Linked DNA regions of Mus musculus: all the other regions are linked to region 3. A link is a loop called in an ENCODE intact Hi-C map of the cell type or tissue named here. Cell type or tissue: left cerebral cortex. All regions are shown on one strand. Links, peaks and the distances in the headings refer to the core of each region. The heading gives the core; the rest is flanking DNA.

Evidence for each region. A loop is a pair of places that touch in the nucleus more often than their neighbours do. Peaks named below come from ENCODE experiments on the same cell type or tissue, not always from the same donor. Only the 100,000 strongest peaks of a DNase experiment are listed, where the experiment ranks them.
Region 1: it touches region 3 in a loop (4-fold over the local background); 2 of 42 quality-filtered maps call a loop at or near these places.
Region 2: it touches region 3 in a loop (3-fold over the local background); 9 of 42 quality-filtered maps call a loop at or near these places.

The regions. Positions count from the first base shown.
Region 1 is chr1:55,159,695-55,165,020 of GRCm38, reverse strand. It overlaps the pseudogene Gm6822. Among named protein-coding and RNA genes, the nearest start is that of Mob4, 31 kb to the right of the region's middle. In left cerebral cortex, for the core only: a CTCF peak has its summit at 2,900 (motif pointing right); DNase peaks (open chromatin) are centred at 2,985 and 3,630; H3K27ac peaks cover 1,206 bases.
Region 2 is chr1:55,083,994-55,089,319 of GRCm38, reverse strand. Hspd1 (heat shock protein 1 (chaperonin)) reads left to right here and starts at 1,388. Exons shown (of 12, transcript NM_010477.4): 1 at 1,388-1,541; 2 at 2,379-2,554; 3 at 4,535-4,787. The coding sequence starts at 2,381. It overlaps Hspe1 (heat shock protein 1 (chaperonin 10)), which reads right to left and starts at 1,172. Exons shown (of 4, transcript NM_008303.4): 1 at 908-1,172; 2 at 105-269. The coding sequence starts at 910. In left cerebral cortex, for the core only: a CTCF peak has its summit at 3,088 (motif pointing right); DNase peaks (open chromatin) are centred at 1,159, 1,671 and 2,426; H3K4me3 peaks cover 3,075 bases; H3K27ac peaks cover 1,681 bases.
Region 3 is chr1:55,236,449-55,241,774 of GRCm38, reverse strand. Mars2 (methionine-tRNA synthetase 2 (mitochondrial)) reads right to left here and starts at 4,598. Exons shown (of 1, transcript NM_175439.3): 1 at 1,717-4,598. The coding sequence starts at 4,535. The coding sequence ends at 2,775. In left cerebral cortex, for the core only: CTCF peaks have their summits at 2,298 (motif pointing left), 4,295 (motif pointing left) and 4,514; DNase peaks (open chromatin) are centred at 3,191, 3,443, 3,820, 4,609 and 1 more place; H3K4me3 peaks cover 3,278 bases; H3K27ac peaks cover 1,150 bases.

The DNA.
Region 1 (5,326 bases), core at 208-5,207, 77 kb after region 3:
CGGGGCCAGTGAAATGGTTCGGTGCTTGCCACCAAGTCTGATCACATGGTGAAAATAAAAAACTGACCTACACACACACACACACACCTAAATGTAAAAGAAAAAGATTTTGGTTTTTTTTTTTTTTAAATGATTGTGTCAGCACTCAGGAGACAGATGGATCTCTGAGTTTGAGCCCAGCCTACACTACACAGTGAGTTCTAGGACAGCTAGGGCTACACAGGGAAACCCTGTTGTGATGTTTTGTATATACTCGATCCAGGGACTGGCAGGACTAGAAGGTGTGGCCCTGTTGGAGTAGGTGTGTCACTGTGGGTGTGGGTTATAAGACCCTCATCCTAGCTGCCTGAAAGTGAGTCTTCTCTTAGCAGCCTTCAGATGAAGGTAGAGAACTCTGTTTCTCCTGGAACCGTGCCTGCCTGGGCGCTGCCATGTTCCCACCTTGATGATAATGGACTGAACCTCTGAACCTGTAAGCCAACCCCAATTAAATGTTGTCCTTATAAGAGATGCTTTGGTCATGGTGTCTGTTCATAGAAGTAAAACCCTAAGACACCTGTCTCAAAAAAAAAAAAAAATGTGTAATCTAAAGCGTTGGGAAGCTTAGGGGAGAGGGTCTCAGACACCTGGTGGTGGAGACCTGAGACTGGAGGACGGATGGCTTCTTTCAGATACGGGAGAGTTGCCAGCACTGAAGAGAACAGGTAACTGGGAACTTGGAAAGCAAGTTCTTCTGCCTGCTGAGAAACGTTGTGTAAGAAGAACCCATCCCCCACTGCTGTCCTTGGCGCTCACTTCACTAAACCGCAGAGCCCCATGAATTCCTGAGTCACCCAGTCCCATGCTGTTTCTACCCAAGGAATGCTTTCCTGGTCCAGATAGCACATCCAAGGCCCTTGCACCCATGCAGCCTGAGGGCTGGTGAGGGCTCTGATGCTTTGAGCTTAGAGGGCCTGAAGATAGGCTCTCCTGACACCTGATGTCACAGGCTGTGGCCTCTCCAAAGGTCTCAGAAAGTGACAAAAGTCTCATCCCACTTAGGGCCATCCTGCTGTGCTCCAGACTGCTAGCCAGCTCCTTGCCTCAGTGTTTCTCCATATCTGACAACTGGTGTTTAGTTAAAATAATAAGGACTTAGTCTCTATCTGCCCTAAAAGTTGACATTTTATTCAGAAACAGTAAACCCTGTAAATTCTATGAAAAATCCCAGACCAGTAACAACTGCATTCCCCATACCCCAAAGCAATGCTTGAAAAACCTCTTCACTCTGGTGGTGAGGCAGGAAGCTCTCTGACATTCAAAGCTAGCCTCGACTACATGCCAAAAACGCTGCCTCAGAAAAAAGAAGGAAAAAAAGGGGGGGGGGAGAAAGAGAAGAAACAAAGGAAAAAAAAATCCCTCCTCCTGATTCCTCCAATCCTGCCCACTGCTTGGAATCATATTATACTAATATACTTAACTATGTTCAGTTATGCAAAATAGCCACACATAAATACAATGTTAAGCCAAGTGTGGTAGTGCTAGCCTCTAATCCCAGTATTTAAGAGGTCAAGCGAGATTGTCTCAAATTCAAGGCTAGCCTGGGCTGCACTGGGAGACTGTCTTAAACAAACACACACACACACACACACACACACACACACACACACACACACACACACCCAAGTCAGGCATGGCTGGCACACACTTTTTATCCCAACACTCAGAGGGAGAAGCAAGCGGATCTTTGAGTTTAAGGCCAGCCTGCTCTGCACATTGAGTTCCAGGACAGCCAGGGTTACCTAGTAACCTTGCCAAAAACCAAACAACAACAAAAAAACTATTTAAAAGAAAGTCCTCATTGACTTCTCAATAGCCAGGTTGTAAATGCATCCATGGAAAACCTTACGTTTGAGTCTGTCTCACTGTGTGGCTGGCTTAACTAATCCCCTCCATGGCTCAGCCTCCTGAGGAGCAAGAGCTACAGACAGCACAGGCAGAAGCAGCGCCATGCTTGAAACCCGTTGTTTTCCTTATAAGGACAGGGTCTCACTATTTAGCCCAGGCTGGGTTCAGACACAATCCTCTTGCTAGGATTCCAACAAGGGCTTTTTGTGGAGCAAAGGGTCACACCCAGGGTGTTGTCTGTGCCAGGTAAACACGGCTTTGAGATAGCCCCAGCCCTGAAAAGGCTTTAATATAGATTATTGCCAAGGGTTACAGCCTTTTTATCTCGTAGCATAAGAGAGCAACATAAGCTATAATGCATGGTACTGTAAAACACAATTTACAAAAGCCGGGCGTGGTGGCGCACGCCTTTAATCCCAGCACTTGGGAGGCAGAGGCAGGCGGATTTCTGAGTTCAAGACCAGCCTGGTCTACAAAGTGAATTCCAGGACAGCCAGGGCTACACAGAGAAACCCTGCCTCGAAACTGCCCCCCCCCCAAAAAAAAAGAAAAAAAAAACCCCACAACTTACATGCTATTCAATGAAACTTCCTAACTTTTGAGACAAAAATGACTGATGTGATAGATCAAAACTTTCAATCAGCGAGAGTTTCAAAAAAGAAAGGAGGGAGAGAAGGAAGGAAAGGAGAGAGGGAGAGGGAGAGGAAGAGAGGGAGGGGAGGAGGGAGGGAAGGAGGGAGGGTGAAAGTAGTAAGTCGGAGCCAGTGATAAGGTAGGTAAGGCACGAGGCCCCTTGGCCTGGGTTCACTTCCCAGGACCCACATGGTGGAAGGAGAGAATCAACTCTGCATGTTAGCCTCTGACCTTCACGCGTGCCCACAGCATGTGTATGCCCTTTCTCCACATACAATAAACAAATCCATATTCTTCTTGGAGTTTTTATGATTTATTTTTTAATTATGTGCACATGGTGGGTGAGTGGCATATGTGTACAGGCCCCCAAAGAGTCCAGAAGAGGGCGCCAGAGCCCTGAAGCTGGGGTTGTGGGAAGCCGTGAGCCACATAACGTGGTTCTGGGAATCTTCCTCTGGAAGACAGCAAGTATTCTCAACATCCCTGACCCACTTCTCTAGCCCCTTCCTTCTTGGTTTTTAATAACTCAATGCCAGGCATGGCGGTGCACATCTTTAATCCCAGCACTCGGGAGGCCATGAACTTGAACACCTGCCTTTGTTCTCAAACACTGGGATAACGGGCGCTCACTGTTATACCTGACCCCTACGTTACCCTTTTGAAGCCACAAATGTCATATTCTGTTTCTCCCCCATAAGTCAATGCTGTAGTCTCAAGACTGCTACCATTGGCATAGCTGTTACCTGAAACTTATTTTCAGATTTGCTTCTGAAATCATAAATCGTTTTTAAGATGCCTGCTTGGCTCACTCACCTATCCTGGTGGATGTTCCCGATCAGGGGAAAGCTCCTGTCCTGGGAAATCACTCACAGGACACAGTGCTCCCACACTGAATCTACAATGGCGTTATTCACTTACTCACTCATTGGATCTGGATTATGACAGATGATTTCTTCTGGGCAGTGAGCTAAGGTTTCATCTTCATATTAAATCACTCAAGGCATAAACAGGCCAAGGCCAAGCGATGAGCGGCATCCATGCCAACTGTGACTCACGGAGGCTCATTTGGGTTCAACTTATGGAATCACCAAATTAGTGCTTGCCTGTGTAGGAGGTTCTGAGAAGAATGGCTACATTGTGAGGTTCCTGGCACACTTAGAAACTAGCCAGTGTGAGTTAAAGGCAGATGGGACTACAGCCAGGCCTATTTTTAATTTAGAATTGTAAGCAAAGAAAGGGGCTGTTTATGATCAGCCAAAATCACAGTCTGATTCAGATAGGGCCTGGAAGTCCTGGATACCCCAGCACAATTCACTCTGCCGGACAGACCACTGCCAAACTCTAACCTCCTCCTGACTCAGTGACTGAATGTTACAATTTGGCCTCAAGAAACATGTAGGATTCACATTCAGCCGGTGGTTCGGGGAGACGTACCTTCCACCTTAGACCATGGCCAAGCTCATCCGTAACTTCGCAGAGACGGCACCATCGATGGTGGCTGCTGCCGTGACTTACTCGAAGCCTCGATTGGCCACATTTTGGCACTACGCCAAGGTTGAGCTGGTTCCCTCAACCCCTGGTGAAATCCCTACAGCTATTCAGAGCGTGAAAAAAATCATTCAAAGTGCTAAAACTGGTAGCTTCAAACACCTTACAGTGAAGGAAGCTGTGCTGAATGGTTTGGTGGCCACTGAGGTGTGGATGTGGTTTTATATCGGAGAGATCATAGGCAAACGTGGCATTGTTGGCTATGAGGTTTGAAGACCAATCTTTAACTTCCGATTTGAGTTCTTATTTGAATGTTCTTGGACCATGTGTAACGGGACTGCTATCTGAATAAAATACTAGGTGTTGAAAAAAGAAACATGTAGGATTCAAAAGAGGATCATATTGTTTTCTGCTGGGATTGATTGCAGCATCTTGCAAAAATGCAACTTACCTGGAGCTATTTAAAATCTGAGATCACTTCTGCTTCACCTTTGTGCAATGGAGAGAGGGGTCTGGGCACTGCTTTCTCTCGCGGTCCTGTCCATGCCTCCCAGGGACCTGCAGATTCAGCTCTGTTGCCTGTGCAGGACAACCTGGTCTACACGGTGAGTTTCAGGCCAGCCAGGGCTACACTATGGGACCCTGTCTCAAATAAATGGTTTTTCATGAAGATGAGAAGAGGTGGGGCTAAAGGGGCTGAGGACATAGCTCAGTTCCAGAGTGCTCACCTAACAGGCACAAAACCCTGGGTTTAATCCCAGCACCATGGAAACTCAGCAGAAGGATCAGAAGTTCAAAGTCACTTTCATCTATGACAGCCTAGGCCATAGGAGACACTATCTCGGAAAAATTAAAATGAAGAAAAAAGCTCACTCAATAAACACACAGACACGCAGAATATCTGCCTCTCTCTTCCCTCTCTTCCTCTCTCTCTCCCCCTCTCTCTCTCATTAGCCTTCCCTTGAGGCTTCTAAGTACCAACAGAACTAAGTCCTTTTATCTACTCTAAAAGTTATCAATGTACAAGTGAATACCTGGTTTCTTGTTTTTCAGGACAATGTGAGGTTTCCCACACTGCTAACGCTAGTCTCAGCCTCCCAGGCGCAGCCGATTAATGCTCCTGTCTCAGCCTCCCAAGTTGCTGGACTTCAGAGGTGATCCACCACTCTCAATACTGACTACTATTTTAGGTTCAATTCCTCCTAAAAAGGCCAACCTAGGCTAGTGAGAGGATTCAACGGATAATGTACTTGCTGCCAAGCCTGGCGACCTGAGTTCCATCCCTGGGACCCTAGTAGGAAAGAACGCACTCCCAAAG
Region 2 (5,326 bases), core at 208-5,207, 150 kb after region 3:
CCCCCCAAAAATGCCATTGTAATTCATTTTTTTAATTACCAAAGGAATTCCCCTCCTTCCACATCACACTGGAATTCAGTACCACTCCAGGGGCACCAGTTTACCTTTCCTTTCCCTCCTGACCCCACAGCCACGACCGTTGCTTGCAACACTTTTCCTTGAGACTTTTCTGGAAGCATAATGCCACCTTTGGTTACAGTTTCGGCAGCACTCCTTTCAACCAATACTCTGTCAAAGAGCGGAAGAAACTTCCTAAAAGCTTGTCCAGCCTGTGGAGAGAAATGTGATCAAACAGAGTGTAAGTTCGAAGTGTCAGAACACGAACAGTTAAGACCACCGCAAGCCTTAACTCTCAACAGGTCAAAACTGACCTGTTCCAAAAAGGACAAGAAAATTCAAGTGTACTTTTAGAATATACTCAGTGTTCCACTCTATATAGGACAAACTGAGTTTCATTTCCCTGTCTGGTGTGTGTGTGTGTGTGGTGGTGGTGGTGGGGGGGGGTCTTCATTACTAATCAGCAATCGCCACCTTGATCTATTCCAAGGTCAAACATTTCTTTAATTTTTTTAAAAATTCGAATAACGGGGGAGTGGCGTCACTTTTCGAGCCTGGATCTTAGTCTTTCTCCAACATAGGACACATCCACTGAAGCCCTGCCAGGGCAGGTGGGCTTCTGCGTGTGCATCGGGTTCCCGCCCCCTGCCCCAGACGCTTTGTCGCACACGTGCGTGCGGCAAAGCCATGGTGGAGAGAGAAATGGCCTCGCTTCTGCAGAGCCATGGGCGGACACCGGACACTGACCAGACCCCGGACCCCTGTCCTATTAGTCCCAAAGCGCACAAGGGTTCGCCGTGGGCCGCAGGCCGAACTGGACCCGCAGGCCTGCCAACCACGAGACACTCACCATGACTCTCGCCTTCGCCGCCACCACCGCAGCTCCGGACTCTGAACTCGGGCCGCTGCTGCAAGGAGAGTCCTGCTGGCCGGCTGGGACACGTGAAAAGGCCGCGCAGCGCGCAGGCGCACTCAGCCCCCCGAGCGTGAGAGGGGGCGGCCACGCCGACGCGCGCGCCGATTGGTGGCGAGGGCTCCGCGCAAGGGGGCCGACGCGGGCGGCCGGAGGCGGAAGAAAAGGGGAGCACTTTCTAGGCTTTTCCAGGCCGGCCGCCGAGGTGAAAGAACGAGCCCCCCTCCCGGAAATGACGCCACTTGACCTTTCACCCACGGGACGCGCGGGGCCTTCCGGAAGGTTCTAGAACGGACCGTGGCCCAGGAACCAGCGTAGGGCGGCGGGAGAGGGCTGAGGCCGCAGAGCTGAGGCGGCTCTGGTACGGAGGGCGGGGCCGCGCGCGCCGCATGCAGATTGCAGGGCCCCGGCGTGGGAGAGAGCGGGGGGCGCGCGCGCGCACACGCGGGGCCGCGGGGCGGGGCGGGGAGGGAGGGGACTCGGGCTCATTGCGGTGCGCGCCCAGAGCTGGGTCCCTCACTCGCCGCAGACGGCCTGCCTCGCCTCGTGCTCTCCTGCCGCCGCCCCGCAGGTACGCGGCCTCGGCGTGCAGGGCGCCCCGGCGCTCGCGGGGGGCTGCTTGCAGCGCGGACCGAGCACGGAGGACTAGGGGGAGAAGTCTGGCAGCGACGCCGCAGGCTCGGCTCACTTGTCCAGGCCCAGCGGGGCCACGCTGGTTTCATCACGTGTGGCGGGGACCACGCGATCCAGGCCGAGCGCCGGAGCAAGGGCGGGCTAGGGTGGAAGCAACTTGGGCCCTCTGGTGCCACCTGCGCCTGGCGCACTGCAGGACTCTGTGGGAGGGTGGTCGGGGTCCTTTAGTCCCCGGTGGCCGCGGCGGTCCGGTGTTCACTTTGACCTTGCTCGGGGCTCCTGGTCGGGAAGACACGTGGGGCCGCGAGGCTGGACTGACCTACTGTCTTTTCCTCCGGCCTTGCTAGCTGCTGTGTTACCGTAGCTTCGGGTGGATACCTGGCGACACACTCAGAGGGTTTTGCACCGTCATGAGTACTTCTGTAGTTCTCTAGGCAATTGCATTTAGAACCTGCCTTGCTTGCACCAACTTGATTTTTTTCCTTTGGACACTTTTCGGAGTGGATCTGCTCCCAAGGCCGCTTTGGCAGTGAAAGATTAACTTGAGAGGGCAGAGTGGGTGGCCATGGGGATGTGGTTTTCTGTGCTTTGTGCTTATGCTGTTGGTCAGGCTTGGGGTCAGCCTCCATGATCAGTTGGCTAGCAGATTATGCCCTGAATCTGCAGCGCCCAGGCATGGTGGTTAGCAGAGGACAGCCCAGCTCCAATCTAGCCTCCCATGTTTTGAAGCACCGTTGGACAAGTTTGTAGTGATTTTTCTTTTTTCCTTCCCCAGAAATGCTTCGACTACCCACAGTCCTTCGCCAGATGAGACCAGTGTCCCGGGCACTGGCTCCTCATCTCACTCGGGCCTATGCCAAAGATGTAAAATTTGGTGCGGACGCTCGAGCCTTAATGCTTCAAGGTGTAGACCTTTTAGCAGATGCTGTAGCTGTTACAATGGGGCCAAAGGTACCAGTATACTTAAATGGTGTTAAAGAATATAGTAGCTGCAAGACAGCAATTTGTTATCAAGTTTTGTGAAAAATCTAATTTGCATGTGGTACAACTTAGTGGTCTAGAGGTGTTATTTAGTCAGGAGGTCTATTGGTCATTCTACCACCATGGTGTCCTTACTACTGCTCCAGGCGATTTGGGGGACTTTTGTACATTGTGATGTAATAGAGTAGTAATATCTCAAGGAGGATTTTCAAACTATAGTCATGATTTTGTGCATGCTTGCATTAAATTTTGGATCTCGTCCCAGTAGTTAGAGGGTATAGAGGGGAAAGTACAACTTAAGTCTAATAATACCTCAAAGTATATAGCTGTAATGTGAGAGTTCACTCATTGTGCTGAAATACTCCAACACATAAGGCAAAATGCACTAGCATAGAATCATTGGTTTCTGTGTTTTTTGTTTTGTTTTTTTAAGTAACTAAACCTTTTTTTTTCAAGATTTATTTATTATATGTAAGTACACTGTAGCTGTTTTCAGGCACACCAGAAGAGGGTGTCAGATCTCATTACGGGTGGTTGTGAGCCACCATGTGGTTGCTGGGATTTGAAGGTTGCTGGGACCTTCGGAAGAGCAGTCAGTGCTCTTACCCGCTGAGCCATCTTTACAAACTTTACTTTATGGGCTTTGTTGTTTGGGGGTTTTGTTTTTAAGACAGCATTTCTCCGGTAGCCTAGACTGTCCTGAGACTCAGAGCGATCCATCCACCAGCTTCTGCAACACATATCACCAGACTGTTTTCACTTGCCCTTGGGAGAAAACCTTTGTGGTCTTCCATTCGTCCCTTCATTGTACACCTCGTGATTGCTACAATTTTCACATTGCAAAAAAATTGTCCAGTTTTTGCTTTTGAGAGAGTCTCACTAGCTTAGTCTGAGTTCTAACTCCCTTGTGGCAAGGCTGTCCTTGAACAACTTACATCTCAAGTGTAGGAATTCAGTATTATACTCACAGGGTCTCTAACCATAGCTGGCCAAGTCAGCCTTGAACTCAGAGCAGTGCTAAGATCAGAGGTTGTGATCACACATTTGTGTGGCTGAATAGGGAGCTATAGTACTTTGAGGACACCATTGGATGTGGTGCACAGTCATTTTAAATTAATGCTAAACTGGTCTAAAGAGCTGCATAATCCCAACACTCAGGAGGCTTAGGCTGGTAGTTCTCTAAGTTTCAGGAAAGCATGGCAACAATAGAAATCCTGTCTTGAAAAACAAAACAACAAAAAAACCTGCATCTTTTTTTTTTTTCTCGTATTTTCCTCAATTACATTTCCAATGCTATCCCAAAAGTCTTCCACACATGCACCCCCCCCCCCAAAACCTGCATCTTTAAGAACTGTTTACATAGCTCAAGACAATAGAAGTTTGGTTCAAATCCAAAAGTTGCCAATACTTGTTGGTGTCATATTTGAAGTTTTTTATTGAGCGAACCAGAAAAGCACATTATCTTACTGGCTGATATTTAGTGAATGAATTTTAAAGCAAAACATGTTTTAAAAATAGTTCATAAGCAGGGCTGTAGTGGTAGTGGTGCATGCCTCTAATTCCAGCTAGCCTTTAGGAGGCAGAGGCAAGCAGATCTTTGTGTTTTGTGAGTTTGAGGACAGGAAAGGCTACACAGAAATGTCCTGTCTCAGAAAACAAAATAAACCTAGGTCATAGCCAAAACTCAAGTGCAAATGATGTGAAGAGTGTTCTGGGATTTGGCGATTAACATCTGTGCTTTCTTGTTTTATGGGTGGCATCTGTTAGTACCAGGGAATTCCTGTTGTGCTTCATTCAATGTTGGACTCCTGGCAAATGATCAGTGCTCATTTTTTATAGACCTAAGATGGTTGATTAACGTGGCTTTGAGATTCATGTTGCAGGATGGTTAAAAATGACAAATTTGAGGGTTATCATTGAGGGTTGCTTTTTTTTTCCCTGTCGCTGTAGGGAAGAACTGTGATTATTGAACAGAGTTGGGGAAGTCCCAAAGTAACAAAAGATGGGGTCACTGTTGCAAAGTCAATTGATTTAAAGGATAAATACAAAAATATTGGAGCTAAACTTGTTCAGGACGTTGCCAATAACACAAACGAAGAGGCTGGGGATGGCACCACCACTGCCACTGTTCTGGCACGATCTATTGCCAAGGAGGGCTTTGAGAAGATCAGCAAAGGGGCTAATCCAGTGGAAATCCGGAGAGGTAAGAGTATATCATTGATCTTATCCTGTAAAGAATTCTGTTGTCTTTATCTTTGTCCTTTTTATTACATTCGTTGTAGAGTTTGTGAGTGTTCATTCTTGGTGGAATTGCCCTTTCCTTACTTATGTGGGTTTCCAAGGTGGAACTGAGGCTTCATTCAGGCTTGTGGGTCAAGTACTTTTATCCCCTAGACCATCTTCCACATCTTGTTTTTTAACTTGTCTCAATTAATGGAAGTGAAAATTCAGGGTTCTCTGTAGACCAGGCTAGTTAGCTTCAAACTCAGAGATCTGCCTGCTTCTTCTGCCTTCAGAGTGCTAGGATTAAAGGTGGGCACTACCACACCCAGACCAAGACCCTGTACTCTTAACCTTTAAGCTATCTCTGCAGCCAAGAATGAGTAGGTCTTAGCCTTCCCTGGCATGGTGTCCTGTATAAATACATGCTGGTCTCAAATTTTTAGCCATTCTGTCTTAGTCTTTAGTCTTAGTCAGGTACTGGGATTACAGGTGTGAGCCACCACACAACATCTAGGTCAA
Region 3 (5,326 bases), core at 110-5,109:
AGGCCTACAAGATGATCAACTAATAGCCAGGCCAATATCAGAACTTCTAAGGCTAAAGAACTCTATTGAAATTACAGTTAAAACCTTCACCAAAACAAAACCCATCAAACAAGCTTGTGCTCTAGGGCCCAACTTCCAGCCAATAGACTTGACACTCTGGCATCAGCTTCATAGTCTATTAGCCTGTTTGCACTTATTAAAGCTCATAGGATTTCAAGAAAAGTACCTATTTATAAAACGTTATAAAATGACTGAGGTTTTAAGTGCAGAGTCTGCCTACTTGCTGCTTTTACAGTCCCAGGTTTTTCCAATTTGTAAAGTGCCTAATCAGTTTTATGTAGAATATACCTCTCAGTACATACACAGTAATACTATTTAACATGAGCGTTACTACTGCTTCTTACATGACTGTAGTCAGAGGACAGGAATCGGAAGAGGTGAGACCTGTTATTTGTTTGGCAGTACTGAGGACTGAACCCAGGTCCCTCCATGCTCGGTAAGTGCTCCACCACTAAGCTCTTGGTCCATCCTAGTCTCATAGCTTCCTAATGTGAAGCCCTTAAAAACCCTGTGCTGTGCTGTCACTTCCTGTAATACTACCTCCAAAAGAATCACAAAGGTATAGGGGTGGGGGAGACAAAAGGTTCTAAAAGATGCCACATAAAGTACTAACATCTCTGGAATAGGGAATCTTACAAACCTCCACATTAAGCACACACACACACACACACACACACACACACACACCATCCCTTACCTTGGAAGCGCAATCCCTCCAGGTAAATGTAACTCTCTGCTTGGCAATTCTGAACTGCTATGTCAAACCAAACACAAATGCCAAAAGACTATTTGTCTGACCTTCTTGCCTATTACAGAAATCTGTCTGACCTTATCACCACAGAAAGAGGATCCAATTTACCACACTCCTCCACTCTGAATGCCCTGGCTACTAGAATTAAGTGATCTCTTTTCTGGACTCCCATCTCATGTCTAATAGCAGCTAGTTAAATGCCTTCACAGATAACAAGCTGCAAAAACTCAAACAGCAAGCAAATCTCCACAGGGACATGAGGCTCGCCTATGGAAGACACTAGGTCCATGGCAAACTAAAACACTGCAGTAAGAGCTCACCAAAGGAGAGGTTAGAATCTCACTACTTTTCCAGATGTCTAACTTTCTGAGAAACACCACCTTGCATCACTACACAGTCCCGAGACTGCCCTATACCTCAGTAGTTTATCCTACTAGTCTCAGCAGGTAAGTAGAGAATGCCATATTGAGACCTGGGATGATCTAAGGCACAAAATGATATAAGGAGTCCAAAGGAAAGCTTGTGGAAATGGTCCTTCACCTTACCATGCTGTGCTCCCTAGCAACCTACAATCTGTCACTTTGATAATTAGTAGAAACTAGAGATGAAAAGTGGCACTTTAGAGTAAGCCTGGAGAAACTTCCAGCACAATTATTTACTCCATAGTGAGCTCTTTTTCCTTAATACCATACTTAAAATGTATGTTCCAAAGCAAGCTCATTTTAAACTGTGGCCTAGCTGTCCCGTTAATTTGAAACATAAGGCTGACTATCTAATCACTGCACTAATTGTTACTGTAACATCTTCTCTGGAGCCTTGGAGAGAGCCCTGAATCCCAGACAGTTCTGAACACTGATCATTTTCTCCCTGCAACATTACTGTCAATGAGTGTAACCAAACAGCTGTAAAGAAGGTACTTAGAACCACACTTTAATAAGTTAAAAGGCAGGCATGGTGGCATACCCTGTAATCCCAACACCTGAAAAGTGGAAGCAAGAGACTGATGATAACAAATTACATAGTGAAAGCTTGTCTCAAAGAGAGTAATCAACAAAAACTATTTTGACATAAATTCACTAATTACAATATTATATCTTTCCTATATTATGTATCCTGGTTGACCAAAAATAATCATGAGGTAAATTATGTATGTGGATAAGAAATAATATAAAGAATACAACCCTTTTGAGGGCTTTATAGATGAACATGTAACTGTTACTATTATCTGTAGTACAGTGTACCTCAAGAGCTTTTTAGTTTTTTAATATAAACCTGTCATATTTACTTATATCCTATTGTACATGTCACTTTAATAGTTTTAAAATTAGAATTCTAGTGTCCTTCTGTTGTAAAAATATCAGTGTTTCCAAAGTTATCCTTTAAGAACAGTACAATTCTAAAATTCTGTGAATTAAACAGCTGAAAATAATTCTGTCTTCTGAAAGGACACTCTCAAGGAGCTCAATGTGTGCGAGCAGAGCCATCTACTGGATGGAGTGTAGTATTACAAAGCACAACTGCTGGGTTGACATGGGTAAAAGTCTAGGACACTAGTTCCTAAAGTTCAAAAAAAAAAAAACCTCTTTAACAGGAGACTCTGTTTAACAAAGTAGGGCTGACATGTAAAAACAGAGCAGGGACTTCCAACCCTAGATTTAGTTGAAGAAGGGGCTGTGTTAAATTAGCCTGGGGAGCAGAAGCCCTGACCCTGGGTTGGGAGAAGGTGCAATGAGAAGGAAGTGTCAGCATCTTCCATCCTTCTCTTGGAGACATTGGTGAGCAAGAACAGTGATTAATGGCACTGAGAAATGAAAAGGACTGGGTTAGAGAGACCTGAATCGTTCTGTTCATAAGGACATAGTTTATGTGCTCATTTGATACATACTCTTTAAGCATGACTTTACTTAAAAACGCAAAAAGAATACATTTGATCTTTTACTACCAGTCAGTAAGAGCTGAGTTCCTAGGTCCTGTGGGCTTTCACTAGCCGAGTCCTAGATTGGTCCAGTCTAGGAAACAAAAGCCCAGTGTCAGGTCCCAACTTTCTCCCCTCAAAGGGGCATGGGTGTCCATAGAATCGAGGTAGGAAGTAGAGCTCTCCAAGGCCTCTCTCTGTGGTAGAGACTCCCAGTCTTGACAGCAGTTTATCTGCTAAGTTTGGAGTAACAGGCTGAAGCAAAGTTCCAAACACTCGCAAGCACTCCAAGGCTACGTGAAGCACGGTACCCAGCCAGGGAGCATCCTCAGGGCTCTCCCAGTTCAATTTCCATGGTGCGTGCCTTTGGACGAAACCATTAGTTTGCCGAACACAGCTGGATACCGCCTCCAGAGCCTTATAGATCTGAAAGTCATTATAATAGCCCGCTACCAGTTTGGGTAAAGTGGCCACTGCAGTTACAAGCGCATAGTCTTCTGCCTGCACACGAACTGACGGCCCCGTTAACCCTGGCTCACTGGGGAAACAGGCAGCACAGAAAGATGGGTAGGTTCCAGAAGGATTTATTCTGTAGGCAGTGCACCGGTTTAAAAGCCCTCCTAAGGCATCTGCCAGCTCGGAGTCCAGCAATTTAACCACCTTTTCATCATAGTAATCGCAGTCCCAATTGGGAACGCCCTGCCGAAGGAGAAAGTAGCGAAAGCCATCCACAGTATAGCGATCAAGGCAAGTCCTGGGATCCACCACGTTGCCCAAGCTTTTGGACATTTTTTGGCCACTCACCGTCCAGTGCGAGTGGACATAGATGCGATGTGGTGGCCTCAATCCTGCCCCTAGGAGAAGGGCAGGCCAATAAATAGCATGAAATTTGAGAATGTCCTTACCTATGATATGAGAGGTGGCTGGCCACCAAGACTTGAAATCTGCATCTGGGTAGCCAACTACAGTGAGGTAGTTGACCAGGGCATCCAGCCACACGTAGATGGTCTGCGAGTCGTCCCCGGGAACTGGTATGCCCCAGTGCAGATGGCTACTCCTTCGAGAAACGGACAAGTCGGGCAGCTCCTCCTCCAGCCACTGAAGAACTGCCTGGTGGAACGGTTCCGGTGTGATTGCCTGAGGATTGTTTCCAAGCCACCGCTGGAGTGGTTCTCGAAACTGAGAAAGCTTGAAAATGTAATTTTCTTCCTTCGTCCAGGAGACAGGATGTCCGCTCTCGAGAGACACGGGACAGGGATCCCCGGACGGACCCACCTGCCGAGTAACCTTGGCCTCCGGCAAGAAGCACTCATCCGAGGCACAATACCACCCTTCATAGATCCCTTTGTAAAGCAGACCCCGGGCCTCCAGCACACCCCAGAAATGCTGCACCGCTACTCGGTGCCGAGCCTCCGTGGTGCGGATGAAGTCCGTGGAAGAGATGTCAGCCTCCCGGAAAAGCTGCAAAAACTGGGCAGACACTCGATCGCACAGCTCGATCGGGGCCAAGCCGGCGGTGGCTGCCGCCTGCTGGATCTTCAGGCCGTGCTCATCCGTGCCGGTGGAAAACCGCGTGGACGCAGAGCCGGGAACTCGGAGACGACGGTGGCGGCACAGGGCGTCGGCCAGTAGCGCCGAGTACAGGTGCCCGATGTGCGGCGCGGCGTTCACGTAGAAGATAGGTGTGGTGAAGTAGGCCCGCGCTTCCCCGGCGTCGCCACTAGCGCTCGGCGAGCACGAACCGTAGCGGCGACAGCCGCGGCCGAACCGGGTGCGCGTCAACACCCAGCGAGCACACTGCCGCAGCATGGTGACAGCCGGCCCCAGCACTGGAGGCGGTGTTCCCGAGCACGGGAAAGGGCGCGTGCGCAGCTGGACGGTACCGCCGCTTCCGGCGCGGAAGCCAATGAACGGCAAGCGTTGACTCCTGCGGCCCCGCCCGCAACTCCCCCGCCTCCACCGGTTTCCTGCAGCGCGCAGGGGCGGGTGGCCGGCGGGAGTTTTTGAGTAGTCGGCTAGTGGGTTCCGTGTCAGGGCAGTTGGGGAAAGAAGAGCGTATCCCGGGTGTTGTGCAGTTTTACTCTTTGAGATCTGTTCTGGATCTGAACTGAACTGATCGGTTCTGGACTGAACTTGTTGGCAAGATTTTTATATTGAGGTATTTTCCAAACTCATTAACTGTCAAAGCAGGGCACAAATCCGGCCTCTTGGTATCCTCTAGTCAACATAGAAAAACCATTTAAGGTTTGTCTCAGAATCTAAATAAATCTGAAAGAAAGGAAAATAATTTCACAAAGCGCTTTAAGGAACGATAAGCACTGGCAGAAAAGGAAATGACGTGTCTGAACATGTTGCTGAGCCTTAAGGATTGATTTGAGAACTCATCCAGGGACTGGAGTGCGGAGTCACAGGTGTGCAGATAAGGAAACATTAACTTTCAGCTTTATTGTACAAAACAAGTCACAATTTTCTCCTCTAATAGTCTTGAAATTCTTCCAAGACTGAGCTTTGAGAATGAAATCCTAATTTTTAGCAGGAGAGAATTTTAAAATCCCAAATTTTTATTATTAATCCTTGGCTCACTGCATATTTTCTCATCC